3 separate regions of the Homo sapiens genome follow, and regions 1 and 3 are each linked to region 2. The links are chromatin contacts, found by Hi-C or POLR2A ChIA-PET in ENCODE. All regions are on one chromosome and are shown on one strand. The core of a region is the stretch at or near the end of the contact, and the rest is flanking DNA. Distances in the headings are between cores, read along the strand shown. Region 1 holds the start of NQO2-AS1 (NQO2 antisense RNA 1). Region 2 holds the start of PXDC1 (PX domain containing 1). Region 3 holds the start of BPHL (biphenyl hydrolase like).

Region 1 (4,253 bases), core at 1,754-4,253, 750 kb after region 2:
AGGATTTTATTCTAAGCCTGACAGAAAGCCCTTGGAGCCTCTTAAGCTGGAGAGTAATATGGAATGATCGCCAGTTGTGGTGGCTCACACCTGTAATCCCAGCATTTTGGGGGGCCGAGGTGGGGGGATCACCTGAGGTCAGGAGTTTGAAACCAGCCTGGTCAATGTGGCAAAACACCATCTCTACTAAAAAATACAAAAATTATCCGGGTATGGTGGCATGTGCCTGTAGTCCCAGCTACTTGGGAGGCTGAGGCAGGAGAATCACTTGAACCTGGGAGGTGGAGGTTGCAGTGAGTCAAGATTGTGCCATTGCACTCCAGCCTGGGCAACAGAGCAAGACTCTGTCTCAAAAAAGAAAAAGAAAATAGAGTGATATGAAATGATTTACCTTTGTAAATGTTGCCAGTGTTTCTGCAGACTGGGGGAACACCTTATCCTGATTCCCAAAGTGATTGCCCGAAATCATGTTGTTTGTATGAAATGCTTCATTTTCACTCCTCTAGACAGGGCATCCATTCTTCAGTGTCCCCAGCTCACCACTCCCTTTTGTATTCCTTGGCCCAGTTTACATGTTTACATCATATGGCTGGTGGCATGTGAGTTTGTGACTTCTGTCTCCATCCCCCTAGCGGTTAAGAATAAGAATCTGAGGTCCAAGAGCTGAGTGACTAACTCAGCTCTATTTGAGTGACTCAGCTCTATTTTCTATACTATTTGAAATAGTGGGGAAAGACTCCAACACAGGCTCTTGACTTGCAGTTGTGTCACTGTTCACTTGACCCCAGGCACTTCCCTTGGCACCCCATCCACAGCAGTGACAGTTCTCTCCCTTTTTAGAAACTATGCACCTACCCAGGCCTACAGGAAAAAAGAGCCATGTGGTTATTAAACTGTATATACCAGGTCAAGTGGGCTCTGATATTTTTGACGTGTACATTATTTAATTTTAAGAAGTTATTTTATAATGTTTTCACTTTTTTTCCTGTGCCTCTTTCCATGTGGACAGTCCCCGTGCTGGGCATTCTAACAGACAACATCTCACAGTGTATTCAGTGTGTATTCATGCGGCAGCTAAACCATTGCCTGCATACCCTTTTGTGCCCATTTTCCTATTTCTGGGACCTTAGGTTATTTCCATTTTTTTCCCAAAACTATAAACAGCACAGCTAGAAGTATATATTATTTAATACTTGTTCCTTTTCATGTATTTCTTTGGCTGTGATCTTCGGAGATTAAAGGTTAAACTGATTTATTTTTTCAGAGATTAAAGGTTAAAGAAGCTGATTTTTGGCCGGGCGCAGTGGTTCATTAATCCCAGCACTCTGGGAGGCCGAGGCAGGCGGATCACCTGAGGTCAGGAGTTTGAGACCAGCCTGACTAATATGGTGAAACTCCATTTCTACTAAAAATACCAAAAATTAGCTGGGTGTAGTGGCACGCACCTGTAATCCCAGCTACTCGGGAGACTGAGGCAGGAGAATAGCTTGAACCCGGGAGGCAGAGGTTGCAGTGAGCTGAGATTGTGCCATTGCACTCCAGCTTGGGCAATAAGAGTGAAACTCCATCTCAAAAAAAAAAAAAAAAGAAAAAGAAAGGAAGAAGAATGAGTTCAAGACCAGCCTGGCCAATATGGTGAAACTCCCACCTGTACTAAAAATACAAAAATTAGCCGGGCATGGTGGCAGGCGCCTGTAATCCCAGCTACTCAAGGGGCTGAGGGGGGAGAATCGCTTGAACCTGGAAGGCAGAGGTTGCAGTGAGCTGAGATTGCCCCACTGCACTCCAGCCTGGGCAACAGAGTGAGACTCTTCTAAAAAAAAAAGAAAAAAGAAAAAGAGGGCCGGGAGCAGTGGCTCACGCCTGCAATCCCAGCACTTTGGGAGGCCCAGGCGGGCGGATCACGAGGTCAGGAGTTTGAGACCAGCCTGACCAACATGAAACCCGTCTCTACTAAACATACAAAAAATTAGCCAGGCGTGGTGGCACGCCCCTATAATCCCAGGTACTCGGGAGGCTGAGGCAGGAGAATTGCTTGAACCCGGGAGGCGGAGGTTGCAGTGAGCCGAAATCGTGCCACTGCACTCCAGCCTGGGCGACAGAGTGAGACTCCGTCTCGGGGAAAAAAAAAAAAGCTGATTTTTTTTTTTCCCAGAGAGATTATAGGTTAGAGAAGCTGATTTTTCATTTTTTCCACAGTGCCACAATGTCCTTGACAAAGGCAGCGCAAACCAGTGGTTCAGCCGCGCCTTCAGGGCAGCGCTGGGCAGCGCACGGGCCTAAACCCCGGTACCCCCTTTACAGACTGACCTTGGGCCCGCTGATTCCTACTTGTAATATGACTATGATACCAGCACCCGCTCCATAGGGTTGAGGGCAGATTCCACCAGACGATTCGACACCGGGACCCTGCGTGTGGGCGCGTTCCGTGAGAGCCAAGCACGATCCTATGTACAGAATGGTCCCTGGCCCGGGCGCGACGACCCACAGGGCCATATGGCCGGCCAGCTGAAATCCCTGAGAGCGTTCTGGCCGTCCAGTCCGGGAACTGTCCTTCCCAAGTCCCCCGGTCCCCGACAGGGGATCACTCACCTTCCGACCAGCGCACTCCCCAGTAGGAGCCGCAGGACTGGGACCCGCGTCTCCCCAAGGACCGCTCTAGGAGTTGCGCCAGGTTCCGGCCGCACTGGACCGCGCACTCGCTGACGCCTGGAGGGCGGGAGCGCTGCGACTGCGCCCCCGGGGACCACGGACCGGTGCCAACCTAAGCAGCCCGGAACCTGCCCCGCGCCGCGGGACTGCAGGCCTCTTTACGCAGCGCGCCTACCACGCCGAGGCCCCGCCCACTCACCCGCCCCGCCCGTGAGCCCCGCCCACACCCCGCCCCGCCCCCGAGCCCCGCCCACTCCCCGCCCCGGCGGTGCGGTGCCTCGCTCCGCGCCCGTCCGCGCCCAGGCCCCGCCTCCACAGCGGCGTCCCGCCCCACCCACACCTCGCCTCGGCCCCTAAGCTCCGCCCACTCCCCGCCCCTGAGGTCCATCTGGGGCCTCGCCCGGCGATCTGGGACTGGGGAGGACCCTGCTGACTTCCAGGCAGGTGGAAACTGGATTGATAGAAATCCAGCGCGGGGAGGCTGTGCTGAGAGGAGGGACGCCCCTGCCCTGCGCCTCCCGCTCCCCATCTCTGGCTGGTATCCCGGTTACAGAATGAGGGTCCGTGGTGCAACAGAAAGAATGAGCCACTGATACACTCATCAGCTTGCTCGGATCTCCCGGGGAGTTACGCTGGTGAGAGAAACCAGTCCCAAAGGTCACTCACCGACGGCGCCGCTGGTGTACTGGTATTATGCAAGATGCCCTCGCAAAGGTCACGCACGGATGGTTCATTTATCCAAAGACCAAAGGAGAGAAATGCAGGACTCATTAGCAGTGCCCAGGAGATAGGGGGGCGGGTGGGTGTGGCTATAAAAACGCAACCCGGGGGGTGCCTGTGAAGGAAATCTGCGTCCCGCGGAACGCAACACGCTGTTGGGATACTGGATTGTCCTTTGTGAGATGCCACTATCGGGGGAAACCGGATGGCTTCACAGAAAAAGTTCGTTTAAAGGAAAATGGTTTAAGGCCAAGGAAATACCTAGAAAACGGAAAGTCTTGAAACCAGAGCCGGTGGGGAGTTATGGGGGGCGGTGCTGGTGAACAGTTTGGGCCGACTTTTTCCAGCGCTTGCTGGCTTCTGCCACCTCATTTGGCAGTCACCTGCCACTGTGACCTCCCCAAGTCCCTTCTCCAAACTCAATTCCTTGATTTCTGGTGTCCCGGGATGGCCCCACTCCAACAATAGAGCAGAAGGAAGGAAGGTTTCCCCTGTGTTTAGAACGTTCCTAACGAAAATAACTGCAACTCTTGATTGTACCTCCTGAGGGTCGTTGGGACTTTCCCTCTCAGACATTTATTGGTTCATTCATTCGTTCATTTTGCTGTAACTCACAGTGGCCCTCCCCATCCTAAGGTGCACTGCTGGGATTGGTCTATGTGCTGATGATGTTCTCCTTGTCTTCAGAGGTGAGAATGTGCCCTCCCTCCGAGATGCCCTCTTGCCCCTGAGCTCCCCAGCAGGGAATAGGCTGCCTTGTCTTGTGAGTCCAGATCCTGGGAACAACTTTCATTTAGGAATGGAACAGCAGGTCCTGGGAGCATTGGCGCCTGCGCGCCCATCATGCGCGTGTGTGATGCAACATCACCACCTTGTGGCAG
Region 2 (4,082 bases), core at 69-2,568:
AAATTACACAGGAAACATATGCGTTCATTTAATTAGCAAGTGTATATAAAAACATCATAGACAAAGCAAAAGTCTCTCTTGACACTCTCCATCTTGACCTGTTCACCGCCCCAGACCAGGTGAGGAAATTTGAAGCTATGCTATCTGCAAGTCACTGGCGCAGTCGGAATAAAAGTTGGTCGTGGTGGGGGCGGGGGGGGGGTGGTCATCTGGGTCGGGACTGAGTCGAGGCAGGTGGGACTGAGTGGTAGGGACCTGGGGGGACATCTGGGTCGGGTCTGAGTCCAGACAGGCCACCTGCCTTGGGCCTCTAACATTTCCGCGCAGCGCTGGGCTTTGAGGCTTTCCAGAGCGCTGCCGGGGCGGGGGCGGGGTGAGGTGAGGGGCTCACCCTGGCTCTCCCACCCCTGCCTACGGGCTGTGAGGTCACTCGATTCATTTCTGGAACTAACTTGTAATTCTCAAACAAGTGCTATTAATTCTCTTCCAACTAGGAACGGCCTCAGTAACGCGCCGCTGAGTCAGTTTTCAGGGCGGGCGGTTTCCCCAAGTCCACTCCTGAGGCCCCTCAAGAGCACCCACCGCGTCCAGCTTCCCAGGGCGCTCCTTCCCAGGAGACCTTCTTTTCGCCACTGTTTTCTCCCCTCTTCCCACTTCTCCGAGGGCTGCCCCGCGGTCTGTCCGGCCGTGTCCCAGGCCTTGGCGCGGCTGAGGCATGACCGGAATGCGCGGGAGGACGCGGGGCACGGAGGGGACCTGAGGCACGGAGGGAACCCGGGGCGGGCCGGACTGGCCTGGGCCCTCGTCGGGGCGGTGCTCGACCCGGCCCGCGCCCCCCGCCCCGACACTCGCAGCCCCGCCTCCGGACCCCGGGTAGTTGCCATCCCCTCGCGGGCCGGGTGGGGCGCGCAGCTCCTAGCCCTGGGAGGTCCCGAGGATCGCGAAACGGAAAGAGAAAAAAGTCTGCGCCGAGCGCCTGGCAAGCAGGGCCCGCCCCGCCTCCCTTCCCGGCTGGTCCAGTCACCGACCTGCGGCTCCGGGGCCGCGAGGGAGGAGGCGCGGGGGGCGCGAGGCGGGGGCGAGCGCTTGGGACTCGGCCCGGCTCCCGGCTCCGGGGGTTCTCGTGGCCGCGGCAGCGCGGTCTCTGCGGAGGCGGCGGGGGCGCGGCCAGCCGGACCTCTTCCTTTCCAGAGCGGCCCGCGGCGCCCGTTCCGCGGGAGGCGGGCGGGAGGCGGACGCGGCCTAACCTCGACGTCGACTACCGCGCCGCCCGCGATGGGAAGCGCCTTATAAAGCCGCGCCCGGCCGGCCCGAGCCACTCGCCGCCGCGCCGCCCCGCTGCCCCGAACGCGGGCCATACGCAGCCTCCTTGGAGTGACGGGCCGACCCCGGACGACCCCGGCCACGGACAGACCCGGGACGACCCCGGCCGGGGCGCGCCTCCTGCGGGCGGGCGGGCGGCGGGGCTGGGGAGCCCTTGGCGGGGGCATGCGTGCGACATGGCCTCGGCGGTGTTTGAGGGCACGTCGCTCGTGAACATGTTCGTGCGCGGCTGCTGGGTGAACGGCATCCGCAGGCTCATCGTCAGCCGGCGCGGCGACGAAGAGGAGTTCTTCGAGATCCGCACGGAGTGGTCGGACCGCAGCGTGCTCTACCTGCACCGCAGCCTGGCGGACCTGGGCCGCCTGTGGCAGCGCCTGCGCGACGCCTTTCCCGAGGACCGGTCCGAACTGGCGCAGGGGCCGCTGCGGCAAGGTGCGGGGCCGGGGACGCGGGAGGGGCGCGGGGCCGAGGCAGCCTTGAAGTGCACGAAGGAGGCGGGGAAGAGACTTCAACCGAGATTGCGACTTCTCCTTTCTGCCCGCCCTGGACAGGGGACACTTGGACCCCGCGCCCGCAGACGAGGGGTGCCCGGGCGGCGGGGTTAGGGGGACGGGGAGCCAGCCTGCCCAGCCTGGGGGCGCCCCCGGCGGAGGAGCCAAATGGGGCGGGAAAGGGGCCGAGGCCGGCAGGGCGGGCGCCGGACTCTCCCTGAGGACGAGTCACTTCCGAGGAGGGCGGGGGCGCCCGGGGCTGAGCGGCTCACAGGGTCGGCCCGGCCCTAGCCCCCTGCCCGGTACCTCCCGAGGGCCGGCGGGCGGGCGCACTGGGAAAGCGTCTGGGAGCAGTTAACTGCAGGGTCCGAGCCGGGGGTCGCGTCGGGTCTGGCCGCCGCCCCGAGTTCTCCCCGCGGAGGGCGCGCCCCTGGTCTTCGAGCGCGAGGTGCCACGCAGCCCTTCCGTCCCTCCTCGGAGCGGCCGCCCCGCCCGCGGCTGCCGCGGACAGCCAGGGCCCCCCCGCACCCCCGCCAGGGCTGGTCCCCATTCGCGTTTGATCAGCTGCGCCGCCTCCTCCCCGGCCTCGTGACCGTCCTGGCTCGCGGGAATTCTTGTTTTCAGAAACCGCGGTGGCTTCCCTTTTCCTACCGCTCTGCCCGATCTTTCTTTTGGAGGCCAGGCTGAGGGGGTGGAAGCCGGGAGGACGCAAGAGAGAGGGACTGGAATTGAGACGGGAAGAATTGCGGGGTGGAGGGGGCAGGCCGAGGAGAGGGGCCGCCTGGGAGGGCCGGGAGGGGAGAAGGGGCGGGAAGACTGGAGGACTTCCGAGCAGGTCCCACCCCCCTCCATGGGTGACCACCTGTAGCTCGGAACATTGGGACAGTGGCCCAGCAGCCTTCTTTTCTGCAGTCCTCCTCTAAGCAGAGACCTCCTGAAAGCTTGGGGCCAAGTTACTGAAGCAGAAGGTGGCCCGTCCAAGTCTCCCCAGCCTCCTATCTGGCTGCGTTCTTGAGATAACCTGTGCTTTCCCCTGGCGATGGCCCCAACCCCAGTGTGAGAATTACGTGGATAATTAGCTTAGTTCTCATGACACATCTTTTGGAAGGGCTCCCACAGCCAGCGAGTTGGGGCCCTGAGCGAGAAGGCCCGCCTTTCAGGCCTCCCTCTGCTCCCCAGAGCCTCACATTTATAGCTGTTCTCCAGACAGTTGGGTGTTATTTCAAGCATGGAAGCAGTTTTCCTTGGATTTGCTGTTTGTTATGATATTTTAAATTTAACAAATCAATGCCCAAATCAGGAAAGCATCGTGAAGGAACAGCGGTTTATTCAATGACCTTTCCTGGAACGAGGCTTAAATACACTGGAGTCCCTGAGCTTCACTGTGGTCAGGCGTCTGAGCTCCGTGACCCCAGGCAGGCTGGTTGGAGCGGGATCCCCGTGGGGCTCCCCACCTGTAACTTTGTGCTTGTGGTCTCTGACGTTTGTGAGGACTGAAAGGCATGGTAGAGGGTCTAACAAGAGCAGGTTCTCCATAAATGCCAGTTGTCATTGTTACCGTCCCATCAGCTGCTTCTGGCTGGGGTTGGGCCAGACGGTGGAAAGAGGGCGTGGTTTCAGTTGCATCCACGCTGGTGGAAATACCTCACCTGGAGCAGGAGGGAGGGGCGTGCCCTGCACACACCCTGGCTCCGCCTCTTTTGCTGTCGCCCTAGTTGTGCTGGGTCTGTTACGCGGTCACAAGCTGTGTGGACACGCAGGAGTGGCTCAAAAGAGTGAAGAAAGGTTGAAGACGCGAGCGATTACCGTGGAGAAAAGGCTCAGAAGGGATATGATAGCTACCTCCAAGTACCTCAAGGGGAACAGAAATCAGAAATAGGGGTCAGAATGATGGTGGCAGGGCTGGTGGGCGGTGAGTGTGAGGTCCAGCGGCTGGGTGTAAAGGACTTTCTCACAGCACACCGTGGAACTGTTGGAGCTGCTCTCTCTGCTGGGGACAGTCTGGCACACCCTGGAGGGGGTGAAGAGGGGAGCCTGGGACCAGAACCGGGACCATAAGCCCTGCCTTCATTCTAGTCCTTGGTTTTCTGAGGGGCAGTTAGTTGGTCCCTGCCCAGCACCACCTGAGTTTTGTTGTGCAGCGCCAGGGAAGTCCTTTCCCTTTCTTTGATCCTTTTAAGTCCAGGGAAATTGTTTGCCAAGTAAAATATATCCCAGTAATGTAAAAGCAGATTGCACCTTATTTCCATGCAGATTTATTGTTTGCAT
Region 3 (4,263 bases), core at 649-3,148, 630 kb after region 2:
GGTTGGGCACTGGCTATTCTGAAGCAAAGTTTTTACACGAATCCTTTTACCTACTGACACTGAGCTACAGCTGCATTTCAGGATTAACTAATACCACTGCTTGTTTTCCCAGATTATATGTCATATCAACTTGCAGCTGCATTTATAAAACGGCCGTACAAAATCCAGAAAAACCTGTTTCTTCAGAGATATTTTAGGAAGAATGATCTGCAATGCAACTAGATGGATGGGGCCTTCCTCAACCATTAAATAACCTATCAGAACTATACTGGTAGGCCGAGAGCGGTGGCTCACGCCTGTAATCCCAGCACTTTGGGAGGCTGAGGCAGGTGGATCATTTGAGGTCAAGAGTTCGAGATCAGCTTGGCCAACATGGTGAAACCCCATCTCTACTAAAAACACAAAAATTAGCCGGGCATGGTGGCAGGTACCTGTAATCCCAGCTACTCGGGAGGCTGAGGCCACGAGAATCGCTTAAACCTGGGAGGCAGAGGTTGCAGTGAGCGAGATCACAACACTGCACTCCAGCATGGGCAAAAGAGCGAGAGTCAGTCTCAAAAAAAAAAAGAACTATATTGGTACAATCACAGTAACTTATTTCGATGCCTTTCTGCAGACAGGAAACTGGAAAAAATAATCATTTTCACTGTTAATTTATACAGCTGTAGCCATTAACATGTTTTTCCATCTATCAAAATAGCCCTGACCATCTTATAATAATTCTAAAATTAAAGGAGCTAGTCAATTGCAATATGAAATTTTAAAAGCTGGTCAGATTTGCCCTCTTTTCTCCTTCTAAATCAAGTTTTCAAACTAAAAGTTTCTATGTTGGATCAAGTACAGTTCTAAACGCTGTGTACCTATCTAGTACTGACTTTATGAAAGTAGCCCATCAACAGTCAACTGCGCACATGCACTGTGTACGTTCGTTGTATACGTGTGTTTGCATGTGTGTAGGGATGTATGTAGAGAATAAAGTAAAACAAGCTTCATGCCGCTCTATCCACATTTCTGCCCAGTATCTCTTGGGACCAAGAGTATCCATTTTCAAGACAGAAGGTCAGAAATTAATCCAGTTTTTTTGTTATTGTTTTACCTGAAATGGGGGGACAGGTGGGAGGACAAAAGAGAATAAAGCAGATTCCTGGGCATCTCCACACATGTAGATCAGATCCTCTGGGAGTGAGGCCCAGGATTCTGAATTTTCAGTTCCCAACGTGATTCTTTTGCACATTAAGGTACGAGATCAGCAAGCAAAGAGAAGACTTAGGGCTCTCGGGACCCGTGATTAAAGCCTTAGCGGTACTCAGGCTCAGGCTGATTTCTGACATAAGAGAAAGAAGAGATTATTGTCCTTATGCCCTTAGTGTGGACTCTGGACAGAGCAATGGACTAATGAGGGCGTTGGGATTCTAGTCCGTGCTCCGTCACGGGTGAGTCCATACTACAGGCAAATGTATCTCCCTGGGTCTCTCTGGTCTGCACACTGAAGGGGCTGCACTCTATAGCCCAAGCCTCCACGGCTCCAGACTCCTTGAACTGAGGCTGACCGAGGCGCATGCACGATCGAGGGGCTCGAGCACCAAGCGCGGCTGGCCCCCAGGATCGGGGTCTCGCGGCACAAAGGGCGACAGGGCAGCCAGGCCGCGCCCACGCCCCGTGCCCGCGCGCCGGGAACTCCTGCTGTCGGCACGCGCCCCTCCCGCCGCCCCTCGAGCGCGCCGATGCTGGGGATCCCCGGGGCGAGGTGGCCGCCATTACCCGAACGCGGCCGCGGGTCCGGCCCGTGGGACGTGGATCCCGGGCTTCAGCGCTGAGAGAAGCAGCCGCAGGCGCAACACGCCCCGGCCGCCCAGCACAGCCACCATGGTCACAGGTCGCGTAGCTGCCGGGAGTGCGCATGCGCTAAGACCAAGCGCGGTACCCGGCCCACTCTGCCCCGAAGCCACGCCCTCTGCTCCGCCCACCTCGCCTCTCCATCCTGCTCCGCCCTCTGCCCGCCCCGCCCCGAAGCCACGCCCTGCCGGGTGCTTTCCCATGGGCGACCGAAACTCGGCTCGTGGTTTCGCAGTCCTGGAACCGCCGGCACCCGCGTAGACCGTCCCCTCTCGGTGCTGGCTCTGGCTCCCGGGATGAGTGTCCCCGTCGGCGCTGCCCCGCCCTCGCTCGTCGCCTCAGCGACCATGGCCTTTCCAGGAGGCGAGGCCGCCAGCCATAGCGCCCTCGCTGCGTCGGCGTCCAGGCGGGACTCCGGAGTGGGCGGGGCTCCGGCTCTAGGCAGGCTGCTATGTTGGATCAAGTAAAGTTCTAAACGCTGTGCACCTATTTAGTACTGACTAGTACTAGGAAGTGTATTTGCTTTTCGGAGATGATGGGATCTAAATTTTGTTTATACCACTTCACGCCCATTAGGATGGCTACTAGCAAAACCCCCAGAAATTAGTGTTGGTGAAGATGTAGAGAAATTGAAGCCCTTGTATATTGCTGTTGGGAATGTAAAATGGTGCAGCCATGTGATGAACAATACTGCGGTTCCTCAACAAATCAGTTATATGATCCAGCATTTTCTTTTCTGGGTATATAACCCAAAAGAATTTAAAACAGGGTGTACAAGAAGAAATGTTTTTACACTCACGTTGACAGCGGCACTATTCACAATAGCCAAAAGGGTGGAGGCAATTTAAGTGTCCAAAAACAGATACATGGATAAGCAAAATGTTGTCTGTGCATGCAAGGGAACATTTTTTAGCCTGAACAAAGAACGAAATTCTGACACTTGCTACTACATGGATGAACCTGGAGGACACTATGCTGAGGGAGGTAAGCCAGTCAAAAAAAGACAAATACTGTGTGATTCCACTTATATAATAAGGTACCTAGAGGAGTCAAACTTATAGGGACAGAAAATAGAATGGGGGTTGTTGAGGGCTGGTGGAAGGGGGAATGGAAAGTTGGTGTTTCATGGGGACAGAGTTTCAGTTTGGAGAGATGAAAAAGTCCTGGGGATGGATTTTGGTGATGCCTGCATTACATTGTGAGTGTACTTACTGCCACTGAACTACACACCTAAAAGTGGTTTAAGTGGTAAGTTTTATGTATGTTTTACCACAATTAATTTTTTTTCTTTTGGCTGTATAATTGCAGCTTTATAAAGGTTATAGACATTATCTAATTGAAAGCTCAGTGGAGAAAAAAAACAACTATTGCTTTTTAAGTCAATCGTTCTGCCTTAATTGGAAATAACTGGCAGATTTGTGGCTACTGTTGTAGCCTTGGCTTGAATAATTGGAGACAACAGCTTCTTTGCATATTGCATTTCTTCTCCTCCAAGAGACCTTTTTGGTGTAACAGTCAGTCCTGTGAGCACAGTGCTTGTAGGTGTTACACTCATAGAAATTTCTGTCACCTGCAGTGTCCTCACTGGCCCATTGGACTTTCTTGAGTAGTAAAGGCAGTTTTGGCCTAAATACAGACTATGCAAAAGTTTTCATATTCTACTCTCAACATAAATCTATCACATTAATTCCTGCATAAAAGGAAAGAGACATATATAATGTTTGAGTTTAATATCGTTTGACTTTCAGAAATCTTTGGTGAGGTCAGTATTTCCTTTTTTCCTGATATGTTGATTGGGGTTTCATCTCAGAAATGATAAAAATAGCTGTCTGTACAGTTTCAACACCAGTTACCCTTGTGCTAATAAAAAACGGTAGCACTGAGTTTTAGGTTATTGGTGTCACAATTTTTTTTTTTTGAGACGGAGTTTTGGTCTTGTTGCCCAGGCTGGAGTGCAATGGCGCAATCTCAGCTCACTGTAACCTCTGCCTCGCAGGTTCAAGCAATTCTCCTGCCTCAGCCTCCTGAGTAGCTGAGATTACAAGCACCCGCCACCATGCCCGGCTAATTTTTGTAATTTTAGTAGAGACGAGGTTTTGCCATGTTGGCCAGGCTGGTCTCAAACTCCTGACCTCAGGTGATCCACCCGCCTCAGCCTCCTAAAGTGCTAGGATTACAGGTGTGTGCCACCGCGTCCAGCGTGGTGTCACTATTTTTAAGTAACATACCTGACAACCAGTTCTTTATATATAGCAAGATCGTACAGTTTAAAAAAACTGCCATTTTTGTGCCAGGCACCTTATGATATATCATATTTCTTTAATCTTCACATTAGCCTTCTGTGCTATTGCACTCTCCATTTATAGATGAGGCAACTGAGGCTAAGAAAGGTTAGGAAGCAAGCCCTAGGTAACACAGCTGAAAAGT

The links. A loop is a pair of places that touch in the nucleus more often than their neighbours do. ChIA-PET counts read pairs that join two places held with the same protein, here RNA polymerase II (POLR2A). Pooled maps may share reads with other maps.
Region 1: a pooled map shows a loop between it and region 2 (4-fold over the local background). The contact joins the promoter of NQO2-AS1 here to the promoter of PXDC1 in region 2. A Hi-C loop is called at or near these places in 2 of 37 single-sample maps with no recorded cell type and 11 of 50 pooled maps. POLR2A ChIA-PET finds 5 or more read pairs at or near these places in 1 of 52 experiments (PC-9).
Region 3: a loop to region 2 is called in a map of B cell, with 5 times the contacts of the local background. The contact joins the promoter of BPHL here to the promoter of PXDC1 in region 2. A Hi-C loop is called at or near these places in 3 of 168 maps with a recorded cell type or tissue (B cell, CD8-positive, alpha-beta T cell and tibial artery), 1 of 37 single-sample maps with no recorded cell type and 1 of 50 pooled maps.

What each region holds. Positions count from the first base shown.
Region 1 is chr6:2,998,425-3,002,677 of GRCh38, reverse strand. NQO2-AS1 (NQO2 antisense RNA 1) reads left to right here and starts at 3,003. Exons shown (of 2, transcript NR_186367.1): 1 at 3,003-3,287. It overlaps NQO2 (N-ribosyldihydronicotinamide:quinone dehydrogenase 2), which reads right to left and starts at 2,784. Exons shown (of 7, transcript NM_000904.6): 1 at 2,593-2,784. RefSeq lists a silencer at 2,786-3,035.
Region 2 is chr6:3,748,949-3,753,030 of GRCh38, reverse strand. PXDC1 (PX domain containing 1) reads left to right here and starts at 1,318. Exons shown (of 5, transcript NM_183373.4): 1 at 1,318-1,755. The coding sequence starts at 1,500. RefSeq lists silencers at 805-974, 1,025-1,264, 2,015-2,094.
Region 3 is chr6:3,116,346-3,120,608 of GRCh38, reverse strand. BPHL (biphenyl hydrolase like) reads right to left here and starts at 1,898. Exons shown (of 7, transcript NM_004332.4): 1 at 1,762-1,898. The coding sequence starts at 1,868. LOC107986556 (a long non-coding RNA gene) reads left to right here and starts at 1,962. Exons shown (of 4, transcript XR_001743928.3): 1 at 1,962-2,820. RefSeq lists a silencer at 1,601-1,990 and an enhancer at 2,029-2,664.